Regions from separate parts of the Homo sapiens genome. Here region 1 is linked to region 2. Evidence: chromatin contacts called from ENCODE Hi-C or POLR2A ChIA-PET data. All regions are on one chromosome and are shown on one strand. Each heading gives the region's core, a stretch centred on a gene start or an enhancer-like site at or near the end of the contact. The rest is flanking DNA. Distances are from core to core; before and after follow the strand shown. Region 1 holds the start of CLCF1 (cardiotrophin like cytokine factor 1). Region 2 holds the start of LRFN4 (leucine rich repeat and fibronectin type III domain containing 4).

Region 1 (6,285 bases), core at 3,041-5,540, 520 kb before region 2:
GAACAAATGAATGAATGAGTGAGTGTCCCTACTCACCTCTGTGGGTTTCTCCAACACACCTGTCAGGAGGGGGCCAGCTAGAGGCTCCCCTAGTTCAGGAACCCAGACACTCCCTGGGCCAGGGTCCCATCAGTGCTAATTGTGCAGCTGTGTGCGACATGGTGTTTTGGGTGCCTGGAGAGCCTTCCTTGGGGATGTCACCATGTGGGGAGGAAGGGTGGGACACTAGCCGGTCCCTGAGCCAACACTGACTCACCCTCCCCCCTTGGAGGGCAGCTCAGTCATCACCTGGTGCCAGCTCTGGCCCCCAGCCAGCCACACTTCTTGAGGACCTGACCTGCCACCCCCCTGTGGATGGTGAAGCCTGGAGTCTAAAAGGCCAGAGAAGGCAGCAAGCCAGTGGCCCCTCGTCAGCTCACGGACTACTCCCACCATCCCATGGAGAGGAGGGCAGAGGTGGTCAGACCCCATCATACAGAGAGGGGACAGGCTTGTCCCAAGGTCACACTGGCCAACTGGAATGGAGGTTTTCTGACTCCCAGAGTAGCTCTGTGCCTGCTGCAGGGAACACTGAGCTGTACCTGGTGCTACCTTGGCACTTTGCCTGTGGTTGCCACTGCTCTTCTAGCTCAATCCATCCACATTTCTACCCCAAAGCTCTACCTCCTCCAGGAAGTTCTCCTCCCACCATCCTCCTTGGCCCTAAATGTACCCACTGCCACCTATGGCTGATGTCAGACAGTTTAATGAGTGTCCCTAGACTGTGGAATTCTTTTCTTTTGAGAGAGGGTCTTGCTCTGTTGCCCCAGGAAACAAAGACCATGTGTAGTGGTCATAGCTCACTGCGGCCTCAAACTCCTGGGCTCAAGCAATCCTTCAGCCTCAGCCACCTGATTAGCTGGGACTATAGGCATGCGCCACCATGCTGGGCTAATTTTTAAATTTTTGGTAGAGATGGGGTCTCTATGTTGCCCAGGTTGGTCTCAAATTCCTCAAGGAATCTTCCTGCCTGGGCTTCCCAAAGCGCTGGGATTACAGATGTAAGCCCCAACTGTGACATTCCTAAAAGCAGGGATGGGTTTTCCTTGCCTTCTCTCTGTCCTTAACAGGACCTGGCAGAGACTGAGAAAGTGCCTGCACAATGTACCCCTGGAGCAGACGGAGCGCTTCTCTTTCCCATGCTTGTCTGGAGCTGGGGGGACTGGCGTCTCCTCTAAGCTGTGCCCTCCCACCAGCAACCCCAGATTGTTAGCACTGGAAGGGCCCCTAACAAGATTCTTTTTGAGAGCCACAGGGGAGCAGGAACTTTCCCAAGGTCCTGATTTCCAGCTGGAAATCAGAGGGCAGCCACCTGTCCTGCCCCATCCCACGGAAATCTTGGAGGGGCTACTCCTGCTCCGTCTTTCCTCTCTTCCTTCTTCCCCAAACCCCAGCAGCTACCCCCATTTAGGGACTTGGCAGGATAAAGGCACAGTCTTTATTCCAGCCCCCGACCCAACCCAACTGGCAACTCCCAGCCTGCTGCCTTTGCCCAGGCATGGCAGAGGGGCACTGGCAGCTTGGAGATGGAGCTGCTTTTCCCTTTGGCAGTGTGGAAGGTGGGGGAGGGGAGGGGAGAGGCTTGGCCCCCACTAGGTGAGGGGAGAGGGCAGGGAGGCAAGTCCAAGAGGCAGAGGGAGAACACAACTTTCCCAGCTTTCGGGGTCACTACATTAAGATTCAAAGACAAACTGGGGACTGGGGGGCTGTGTGTAAAGCCAATTGTCCCTGTACCCACCTGGCCTGGGTCCCTGTTTCAGAGCTGCAGCCCTCAGTTCCTGCAAACCAGTGCTTTCTGGCTGCCCCAGGTGGATGTGTGCTGGGGATGGCGTTGTCCACTCCCACCTTCTGCTTCAGTGTCTTCCTCTCCCCGCATCCGCTGCTTCCCCCTCTTCCTCCCAGCTCCCTCCTCCCCTCTTTCTCACTCCCACCCATTTGCCTCTTTGTGTCTCCTCTTTCCTTCCCAGTCTTGCCCCTTCTCTGGTCTCACCCCTCTTCTCTCGCCCCCGCCCCTTTCTTCAGCGCCCCCTCCCCTCCGCTCCCCCGACACTGGGGCTGCTTTCTCCCTGACTCAGCAAGGTGCTTTATAAGGTGCTGAGGGGCTCAGCCAAATCCAAACCACATTGTGCAGACTCCACAAGGAGCGGCTTCGAGGCGGAGGGAGAGGCTGAAGCGGCTCCCCTTCTCCCTCTCCCCTCCTTCTTGGCCCCCTCCCTCTGAAAGGGTAGCAGCTAGGGGGACCTCCTGGCTGGCCTCCGTGCCATGCACCCATGGGCATCTGCCTTCTTGACCTTGGCATGGGCATCAAGAAATCACTGGGTTCATCCATCAGGAATGTCACTGAAACTCCAGAGTCCTGGCTGGTGGGGGCAGGGAGGAGGTGCGGGGGCGGTGGGGGGGGCAGAGGTAGGCCCTGAGCACTTTTCACAAGGGTCCCTCCAGGCAGTTTTCATCAGAGCTGCTACTGAGGTCCCTCAAAGTCCCCTGCCCCCCACCCCAAGCCAGCTCTCCTTTCCCAGCCCTTTTTCTCCTTGTTTAGGAAAAAAAAAAGGAAGAAAGGACAGAGAGAGAGAGAAAAAAAAAAACCAACCCAACAACAAAGTCTGTCCCACTCCAGTGAGGTAATTGAAAACAAACTTCTTCCCCACCCCCCCCACCCCCCCACCTCAGTGCTCGCGGTACAGAGAAGGGAAGAGCTGCCCTGGGACCCAGCACTGGCCATGATCAGGATGCCTGCCCAGGCCACAGGTTGGAGGCGCTGGGGCTGGACTGGCAGAGTGCCCTCCCATTCCAGGGGCACCAGGAAGGAGTGGGAGACAAATCTCTGATGCCACTCCAGGGAGAGGCATCACCTTCCAGGTCTGGCCCACCACTGGCCTCTCCCACTTTGAAACAATAAATAAACAACAACAAAAGCAACTTATTACCCAGTGATTTAATTGGTGGTGTGGCTATAGGGCACCCAAGCCTTGGGGACCACATGACTCTCCCCCAGGAAAATCATGAAGCAGGGCAGTCCCCAGCCCTGGGTTAGAGCTGCCTCCTCTGAGCGTGTTCTCCCCGGCAGCCCTTGGAGAGGGAGGAGGGGACCCCCTCTGGGAGGGTCCAGGCATACCCCCAGGTATCCTGCCCAGCAAATCCCAACCCAGGCCTGCGGGAAGGAGGGGGAGCCCTCACCGCTAAGCCACCCCCACCTCACCACCGGAAAAACCAACAACCCGAAACCCCAAAGGAAGGAGAATGCCAGGGTCTTCATGGGGAAACATTTCACAAATGGGGACGCTCGGGCGGTCCATCGCCTTGAATCGGAGCATTCCCGCTGAGTCACCCAAGAAGCCTGTGGTGTTGAAACTGGTCCGTTGCCTCGTGCTGATTAATGAATTACAAATCCCCCACCCATGTACATTCTCCCTGGTCACTGGAGGAAGAATGAAGAACCTTGTGAACTTGAGGGAAAAAGTCCCGCCAAGTGGCCTCTTCTCGCCTCTGGGCCGGGCAGTGGGCCTGCAGTGCCCTCTTCCTCCCCCGCAGGGGGCATTGTGAGCTGGTTAGTCACCTGCCCCAGCCCCAGCGCCTCGCTTAGCTCTAGCTTTTGGAAATGGGACAAGCGGCGGGACAATAGGCAGGGGGGGCGGTCAGCCCAGACAAAGGGCAGCAGGAAAAACACCATCACTTGCTCCCAGGCCAGCTCGCTGGCATTTGGGAGAATGTGTCATTGCATTTACTCAAGGGGGAGGAGGAGGGAAGGTTAGAGATGAGGAGGCAGAGGTAGGGTGGGAGCAGGGACCTCGCACAGGCAGAGGTAGGTTGGATCAGGGACCCCGCATCGGCAGGGGACAGGGGGCAGGGGGCGGTGTCCCAGGCCAACGCCTGGGGAGAAGCCCACCCGAAGCCGGCGCTGTCCCCCGGCTCCTGGGAGTCCTCAGACGGACTGATGGCCTCCCCGCCCCCTCCCCCAGGAGGCCCAGGGTGGTACCGCCACAGCCTCGCCTCACCTCACCCCCCCTCGGTGCTGTGGGAGGGAGAGGGAGCCCCAGAAGCCCTCCCTTCCCTCCTCCCCCCTCCTACCCCCACCCCGGGGAGGGCCGCTACAATTTGTGGTTACAGCTTTACACGTCAGAAAAAAAAAAAAAAAGTTTGCAGAATGTCCCACACCGAAAAAAAAAAAAAATCCGAAACCGAGCGAAAAAAACCTGCGAGTGGGCCTGGCGGATGGGATTATTAAAGCTTCGCCGGAGCCGCGGCTCGCCCTCCCACTCCGCCAGCCTCCGGGAGAGGAGCCGCACCCGGCCGGCCCGGCCCCAGCCCCATGGACCTCCGAGCAGGTAGGAGCCAGGCGGCCGAGGCCCCGACCCCCGCCCCGCCAAGCAGCCACGAGATCCGGTTCCCGTCCTGCCCTGACCCCCGGGAGCCCCGCGCCGGGGCCGGGCCAGGGAGCTGGGCTCGGGCCGGGGGAGGCACGGCTGGGCGCCCTCGAGAGGGGCCGGGCGGGGACGCGGCATTCCTGGAGTCCGCACGGCGGGGCCAGGAGGTGGCCGGGAGCGGCGGGGAGCCCGGACGATCGCAGACCTGGGGAGGCGGCAACCTGGAGCCCCAGCGAGGCGGGCCGTAGGAGCCGCAGCCCCAGAGCCCCGCGCACCAGTCGGGGCCAGAGAGTCCGAGGCGGGGAGCGAGGCTGCGGGTGGGAGGAGGGGCTGGGAGAGGAAGAGGGAGGGAGGCCGGGGGAGCCCGAGGCCGGGCGGCGGGAGGCGAGGGGAGGCCGACACCTCGGGCCGCGCCGCTCTCCCTCCCCGGCCCGCCGGGAGGGGTAGGAGGGCGGGCGGGAGGAAGGGCGGGCGGCGGAGAGGAGGGCGGAGGGCAGCGCCGAGCCTGGCTGGGCCGGGCCGGACGGGCCGAGCCGCGCCGCGGGACTCGCGGCTTCCTAGCTACGCGCCGCGCGGCCGGAACCCTCCATGGTGCCCACGGCCGGGGAGCCGGCGGCAGGTAGGGGCGGCGGGCGGCGGCCGCGAGTCCCCCGGGCCACCGTGGCCTGGGAGTGATTATTGTTTGGCGGGGGGCTGGCGCAGCCGGGCCGGACCCGGCAGGAAAAAGTCTGTCACTGGCCAGGGAGCGGCGGGAGCAGCCGCTCAGCCCGGGCAGGAGGGGAGTTGACGCGCGGGAAAGGGCAGCGCCGGGCAGAGCCCGGAGCCCGGTGCCCCGGACCCCGCCCCCGCCCCCGCCCCCGCCCCCGCCGCGGGGAAGGAGCGACCGGGCGGGAGCGGGAGGGGGCGGGGCCGGGGGCGCCGAGGCCACACAGGGGGAAGGCGCAGCGCCGGGAGGGGTCCCAGAGCGAGAGGTCACCGCCAGCAGGGAGGGCCAGCTGGCAACCGCCGCCGTGCAGCTTCCCGGCCGAGCCCCTCGAAGGAAACCTTCGAAAGAGTCCCCGGGGCTCGCCAGAGGTCCCCTCATGCTTGCTCTCCCCACCCGCCTTCCTTTCCACAACTCCGTGCTGGGCTTCTGGAGCCCTCCCCACAGACCCTCCCAATCCCAGAGGACCCCTGTTCCCCCAGCTCCCAGCCTGGCCCTCCCCCCGGGGTGTGAGGGGCTACCAGGAGAGGAGGGGAGACGGGCGGGTGGAGGCTAAGCCTTGGAGAGAGGCTAGGGGTGGGGGGCACTGGGCACGCTGCTCTACTGGGTCCTCCTTCTCTGACCCTAACCCAGGGACACCTCTGTGCTTTCACTGACCCCGACTGACCTCCGCCACAGCTCGGGAGCACACGTTGCCCCTCACACCGGACAGGATGCGAGTACATATTCCCCTAACAGACCAGACGCGCTCCTGGCCAGCTCAGACACCCTCGCTGCCCTGGAGCCACACGCTCCACCGGGGAGGAAGCAGAGATGGCAATTGTCACCCGGCAGCCCCAGAAGTGACACTGCTGATGGGTGCAATGGCTCCCTGTCCCCTTCATTCACAGACCCACACTCTTGTCCGTCACACTTCTGCACACCACCCCTGCACGCCACCCCTGCACACCAGCCACTGGCTCACTGACACTTCACATTCCTCCCCACGTCCCACCTCTTGTGCACACCTGGCTCCTGCACTCTCCTCCCCCCCCACGCCCCTCTTGATAACAACACCCTTTCCAATTCACCCACCACTGCCCTGGACTCCTCCTTCACTGCTCCTCCTGCCTCTGGCTCTCAGTGGGCTGCTGGGCTCCCCCCTGGCTCCCCGCTGGCCTCCCTGAGCACACCCATGGC
Region 2 (6,419 bases), core at 3,920-6,419:
GGGGGTCCCTGTCGTGCACATAGGCAGAGGTGTGTCGCGACATCAGCTGTCGACATCACGCGCTCCCCCTGCACCTTGCTGCGGCTCCTGGTGTCCTGGCGGGGATGTCCTGCGGCTGCTTCGGTGTTGAGGGGATGCGTGGCCATGCACAGGGGTGACCCAGGCCATCCCCCTCGCCTGCCCCTGCCCGTTGCTCTGTGGTCCTGGCTGGCTCCTGGGGTTGTGCCCGGTTCCTCTGCTCCCTCCTCACCCTCAGCAGCTCCCCACGTGCCAAGCTGGTCCCTGGGCCCTAGAACCTTGCGCCTGCTAGGGGTGCAGCTAGAGGTGGGCTTCTGCACCCTGGAGGGCCCGGAAAGATCTTCCTCTTTAGACCGTCCCCCGCCCCCCAGGTGGAGAAAGGGGCACTAGAGACCGTGACCACGGGGCCAGCAGCAGGATAAGTGTCTCTGGTGTCTGGGGGTGCCAAGTCCTCCCCAAATGTGCACCAAGACCAGGCCGCTGGCTCTAGCCGCCTCCTGAGCCTCATGCTAGCGCCCAGCGTGGCAGCCCTGGCCCTCCTGTCCCTTTGCCGTCTGTGCCCACCCACCCTGTCCCGCGCCCCCGCCCACTCCTCCATGGCGTTCGCTCCCCACACCCTTCTCTGTCGAGGACCTTGCTCCCATTCATCTAAACCAGGCTCTCGAAGCCCACCTCTAGCTGCATGTTCTGGGGCTGGGAGGGCAGGCACACGCGTGTGAGCCAGGTCCATGCACACGTGAACACACGTATGCCTTAGAGCACCTGCCTCACCTCGGCTGCCCGGTGGCAGCGCCTTGGCCCTCACACAGAAAACACCAGGGAGTCTGTGCAGCGTGTTTGCCGTGGCCTGGGGTGCCAGGGCCGCCTTCTGAGTTTTCATACAGCACCTGGGGGAGCTTGACCCTCTGCAGGGCTGAGGGCCACGTCTGCCCATGCCCCCCAGCCAGTGCCTAGAAGCAGATAGTTCAGGAGGCTGCAGGGGCTGGGCCAGGTCGGAGGCTGCCCGGGCCTGGCCAGGGGTCCTAGCAGAGAAAGCAGGGCTCGTGCCCATCCGGCTGCCTCCCTGCAGCGAGGGAGGGCGAAGGCCGCCTTCCCAGGAAGGCCCAGAGCACATCTGAGCTGGCAGCTGCGGTCCTGCTCGGACCCACAGTTCTGACAGGAACCTTCCAGAGGATCACGGGCTGATGGCAGAGCAGTGGGGTTCCCTGCCCTTCCAGTCCCTTTGGGATGGCGTTTTACCAGTCCACAAGATGCCCTGGGAGGTGGCAGACACAGCTGTCAGCACCTGGAGCCATGAGGACTTTTCACTGTACGCTCAGCCCAGGTCCGTTCTCCCAGAGGGCTGTACCGTCCCCCACCTCCTCCTGTTGCTTAGTCCAGTCCTGTGTCCGCCCCGCAGACCCTGAAGTGCCATGGGGAAGGCGCTCACACGTGCTCCCCAGGCTTTACACTGGATACGGCGTCCTGTCGCCACCTGGCAGGAAGGGGCGTTCTTTGCACTTACAGGCGAGGGTAGGCCGCCTGCCCAAGCCCATGCTCTTGCAGGTCAGAAGACACCAGGCACAGCCCTTGGCCGCAGCCCTGGGCCGCCCCTGTGGACAGGAAGCCAGGAGGCCCCAGGCTGCTGTGACTGCCCCCACCGGCCCTGGTAGCCCCACCCTTGTCCGTGTGCCACCAGCGGCCCGTGTCCTGTCCTCCCGTCTCGGGGGACCTAGCCAGACAACACCAGAGACTAGCACTGAGGTGTCCCCAACAATTTTATTATAAATAAAAACAAGACTCCCAGTGGGTGGCTGCAGCCCCTGCCTCGGTGGCTGTGAGCACCTGTTGGAGGGGCCTGCCCTTACCCTGGTCTGGAGGCCAGAACCGAGGAAAGGGCTCCCTGCCCCTCCAAGTACACAGGGGAGCCTGAGGTACTGAGAATAAAAACCAGGGAGGGACTCCCAGGCCAGGCGGCGGCCCCGGGCCCTCTGCCCCACGAGGCTCATCCCTTGGAGCACACAGGAAGCTGCCCGTCCATCACACCACACTCTCTTCCAGCCGCTCGGCGCTGCCTCCTACCCCCCGGCACCCTGCCCCGAGCAGCCCCCCATGCACAGAGTGGCTCCGTCGGGCCCAAGCTCCTCCCAGGCGCCTGGCATAACCGTAGCACCCGGCATCTCCCAGGTCCAGAGAGCAGCTGCGCTGCGGCCGGGGCGGGGGGCTCCGCGGCGGGTGGGCCTTGGGTGTGGGGCTGGGGCCTCCATTGGTCTGGGACTGGACGTGGCTGAGCTTGAGGGGGAGGCGGCCATTTCCGGCCCCCCGGCCCCGAACCAGCAAGGCCACAGTGAAGACCAGTAAGGCAGCCACCAGCACACCCCCCACGGCCACGGTCAGGGTCCCGCCCAGCACGTGGGCCTGCAGGGCGTGGCACAGGGGCGAGGCCGGCAGCGTGGAGAAATGGGCACAGCCCAGCAGCCTGGTGGCCGTGAGGTCAGAGGGCCCAGCGGCCGGTGACAAGGCCAGCAGGCAGAGGTCATAGTCAGCGCCGGGGACGAGGTGCTTCAGCAGGAAGTGGTGGCTGGAGGCTGGGACAATCCTGCAGGCAAGGGCAGGTGGTCAGAGCCCGGGGCTGGGGTCTAGCCCCATCCTCACCTCCCCACTCCCGTGCTCCCAGCTCCAAACACCCCTCCCCCTGGGGCCACTCGGGCTCTTGGGTTCACTCAGGAAGGTGAACAGGCTGGAGAGTGTGGCCAGGAGATGGGTGTGTGCACTGGCACAGGACGCAGGCAAGCGAGGGGAATGGGGTGGGGGGATGGCACCAGCAGAGGCAGAAATAACACGCGGGCGCGGGCCATGTGCTTCAGACAGACCCAACCGCCACCTGCTGCCGGGGAGGCCTGCACAGCTCAGTGACACCTGGGACATCTCGGGGTGGGGTCCTTCTGCCGCCCCTTGAGCTCCAGCCCCCTCAGGCAGCCAGGCCAGGCCAGGCCACTGCTCCTCCAAGAGTCCAGCAGCCATGGTCGGGGAGGGGGTGTCAGCCCCAGAGAGAGGAGGGGTGGAAGCAAAGCCTTGTGGGGAGCAGAGGGCGGAGGAAGGGCGCCGGGAGTGCAGCCGGGTGTGGGGCACGCATCCTCACCGGTAGATGAGGGTCTCATCTTCGCTGCTGTTGTACTGGATTTGGAACATCCACACTGGGTCGGCTGGCCGCCCGGGACCCCAGCTCACCAGCCCTGAGGTGGCGGTCACCTCCGTCACCTGCACGGCTGGCTCAGACTCCAGCGTCCCCTCACCCTCGGCAGCAGTGCGAGCGGAGGCGGCGATGTCCGAGGGCCCGGGGCGGCCCCCCTCGGCACTGCTGTTCCCACCATGGGGCAAGGCCAGCACCCGCAGTTCTACTCGGGCTGTGGCCTCACCAGCAGGGTTGGTGGCGATGCAGGTGTAGCCCCCAGCGTCCCCAGCGCCGGTCACCCCAATCTCTAAGGTCCCGTTGGGGAAAGCCCGGGCTCGGGAGGAGTTGCCAACCAACCGGTCGTCAGGACCGACCCAGTGCATGGTAGGCGCGGGGTCACCCAGGGCCCGGCACCGCAGCGTGGCCCGCTGGCCTTCCAGCACCCAGAGGCGCTGCGTGTGGCGGGCAATGAGGGGCGGCTCACAGGAGAACTCGCCCTCGGGCACTGCCCAGAAGTAGCGGCCGGCCAGGCCGGGCGGGGAGGCGCACGTTTCCAGGTCGTCCGGCCGCGCCAGCCGCCGCAGCCACAGCAGCTCACAGTTGCAGTGCAGGGGGTTCCCGCTAAAGCTCAGCACCAGGGGGGCGGGAGAGGCCTCTGCATCACGCCCACGAGAGAAAAGCGGGTCCGGAGCCAGCGTGGCCAGGCGGTTGGAGGTGAGGTCCAGGCGGGAGAGCTGACCGAGCTGGGCGAAGGCGCCTGGGGGCAGTGCGTCAATAAGGTTATGGTCCAGGTTGAGGGTGTGCAGGGCAGGCATGGCGCCGATGCCGGCCCAGGGCACCTGCCGGAGGTTGTTGTAGGACAGGTCCAGGTCCTCCAGGCTCTCTAGGAAGTCGTCGAAGGCTCCCGGCGCGATGCGGCCCAGCTGGTTGCCGCTGAGGATGAGGTGCTGCAGATTGACGGGGCCCCGGAGGCTCCCGGTGCCCAGCTCCACCAGCCTGTTGCCGTCAAGGTGGAGGGAACGCAGGCTCTCGAGGTCCCCAAAGGCGCGGGCCCCAATGCGGGTGATGGCATTGCGAGACAGTGTCAGGTCCACCAGTCCCGTCATGTTGCGGAAGTCAGGGGGCCCCAGGGCCTGGATGAAGTTGTCAGCCAGCCGCAGCTCCACTGTGCGCCGGTCCACGTTGGGCGGCACAAACAGCAGGCCTCGGTGGGCACAGAGGGTGCTGAGCGACTCGGACAGGTTCTGGCAGACGCAGGGCAGCGGGCAGGCGGCCGCTCCACTGGCCAGCAGCAGCAGCAGGAGCGGCGGGGCCATGGTGAGCGCCCTGTAGGAAGGGGCCACAGCCCAGGCACAGGTGGGGCTGGCGCAGGTGCCCACTTGGGCCCAGGACAGTCCCAGAAGCCAGCTTCTGTGAGCCTGGCCCGGGGAGGGGCTGGGTCAGAGGCCCAAGAGGGCCGCCAGAGATGAGGGAAGGTTGGGGCCTGCAGGGCCAGGCCCCCCAGAGCAAAGGTCACATTTCCCAAGCAGTTAAGGGGGAGTCCAGGCGCTGGGGACAAGGTGAGGCATGAGGCAGGAAGCGGAGGAGGACCGAGAGCAGGGAGGGTCCCGGAACTTCCTTTCCCAGGCGTCCCCAGGAATCGCCAGCCGCCTCCCCACTCCCCGCCATACCCTCCCCCGCCAGAGAAGGCGCCCCCCGAACCTCCCGTGGAGTCCGTGGCCCCTCCCTGGCCGGCCCCCGCGCTGCGCCCGGCGGCCCCCTCACCTGGTGTCCGTCGCTCAGGGGGCGCGGGCCGGCCTCCCTGCGAGCCCGGCCGGCCCCCGCCGACTCCTGGCCGCTCTCCCGCGGGGACGAGGCCCGGGGATGACCGGCCGCCCGCCGCCCACCCTCGGGCCCATGGCGCTCGGGCCCGCGGCCCCGGCTCGCTCGGTTCCCGGCACCTTTTCCCGGCGCGGTTAGCGGTGGCGGCGGCGACAGGCGAGCGGGTGCGCGCCGGCGGGCGCGCGCGCCGCGGACACGCACGTGGAGGGCGGACGGGGAGGGGCGCGCGGGGATCCACCCGGGCCCGGGCCGGCTCCTGAGGTCACGGGGACACGCGGCCGCTGCAGCGCCCACGGGTGGCGCCCAGTCACGCCCGAGGCCCGGGCCGGCGCGGGCCCTCCGCGCTGTCCCCCGGCGCTGCCGCAGCGCACTCACCCTGGCACAGGCGCGCGCGCCCCCGGCCATCCTGGCGCCCCGGCATCCTGCACCGCACGGGCGCCCGCCGCCGCGGCGCGAACCTCACTCTGCAGACAGCCAGACAAAGCGCCTGCTCGCGGGCCCCTTCACCATCTCCCGGAGACGGGCGTCTTTGTCACATGTCGCTGGGCACCCTCCCCAACACACCCACACATGCCCACACACCCACACGTCCCTGCACCCACGGGCAGGGCCGAGCGCAAACCCGCACTGTTGCTGGGACCCTTGCGTTCACAGACACACGCTGAAGGTCATAACCGTTCTGCATCACCGAGTCACGTGGAGGGTCCCCAACCGGCACGGGGTTCGGCCGTGGGGGGGGCTGGGGCGGCGCCCCTGGCAGGGCTGCTGCGGGGTGGGGCCGAGAGGGCTTGGCCTCCGGGCAGGCGCCCCGCCCCCGCCGCCCCGCCCTGTCCCCAGCTGCCTCTCGCCTCTCCCTCCCTCCCCAGCTGCCCCGCCCGCCCCGCGGGCCAGGCGTTCCGGAGCCAACCGGCCTCCGCCTCGGGCCGGATTGGTCTGCGCGGCGCGGCTTCCCAACCGCCGGGGGCACGCATTGGGAAGCTGTGCGTCCTCGCAGCGCCTGCGGCCCCTCCCTCCCGCTCTGTCGCCGCCGGGCCATTTCCCTGGAAGAGCGGCTCGGAACCAGCTCCTCTCAGAGAAAGGGCTCCCGGCGTGAGGTGGGGGAGGTTCTTTGCTTCCTGGTTGAGAAAGCTGGGGCTTCGGTGGCTCGGCGAGCCTGGTTTCCTTCCAGCTGTGCCCGCCACCACCAGTGGTCTGCCCAGTTGGGAAACAGGAAGTCACCACCTCCCCGTGTCTCCTGGTCCTTAAGCCACCTAAACCTCAGCCATCCTCGTTCTCCCTCCAGCCCTGATCCCCATGGGCCAGGTGGCAGGAAACTCGGGGAAACCCAAGATTGGAATTCTGATCCTGTCAGCACAGCAGTGTAGTCCTGGGCACGTTACCTGACCACTGAAAACAAGTTCCTCCTGTAGGCCAGGAGAGTTGGATG

The links. Hi-C counts contacts between places; a loop is a spot of excess contacts on that map. ChIA-PET counts read pairs that join two places held with the same protein, here RNA polymerase II (POLR2A). Pooled maps may share reads with other maps.
Region 1: a pooled map shows a loop between it and region 2 (6-fold over the local background). The contact joins the promoter of CLCF1 here to the promoter of LRFN4 in region 2. A Hi-C loop is called at or near these places in 1 of 168 maps with a recorded cell type or tissue (PC-9) and 4 of 50 pooled maps. POLR2A ChIA-PET finds 5 or more read pairs at or near these places in 1 of 52 experiments (AG04449).

Annotation. Positions count from the first base shown.
Region 1 is chr11:67,371,603-67,377,887 of GRCh38, reverse strand. It overlaps CLCF1 (cardiotrophin like cytokine factor 1), which reads left to right and starts at 4,290. Exons shown (of 3, transcript NM_013246.3): 1 at 4,290-4,364. The coding sequence starts at 4,349. The region is part of intron 2 of LOC100130987 (a long non-coding RNA gene); the gene reads right to left. RefSeq lists silencers at 3,952-4,001, 4,562-4,901.
Region 2 is chr11:66,855,814-66,862,232 of GRCh38, reverse strand. It overlaps LRFN4 (leucine rich repeat and fibronectin type III domain containing 4), which reads right to left and starts at 5,169. Exons shown (of 2, transcript NM_024036.5): 1 at 3,140-5,169; 2 at 1,758-2,596. The coding sequence starts at 4,488. The coding sequence ends at 2,038. The region is part of intron 12 of PC (pyruvate carboxylase); the gene reads left to right. RefSeq lists silencers at 5,284-5,393, 5,554-6,083.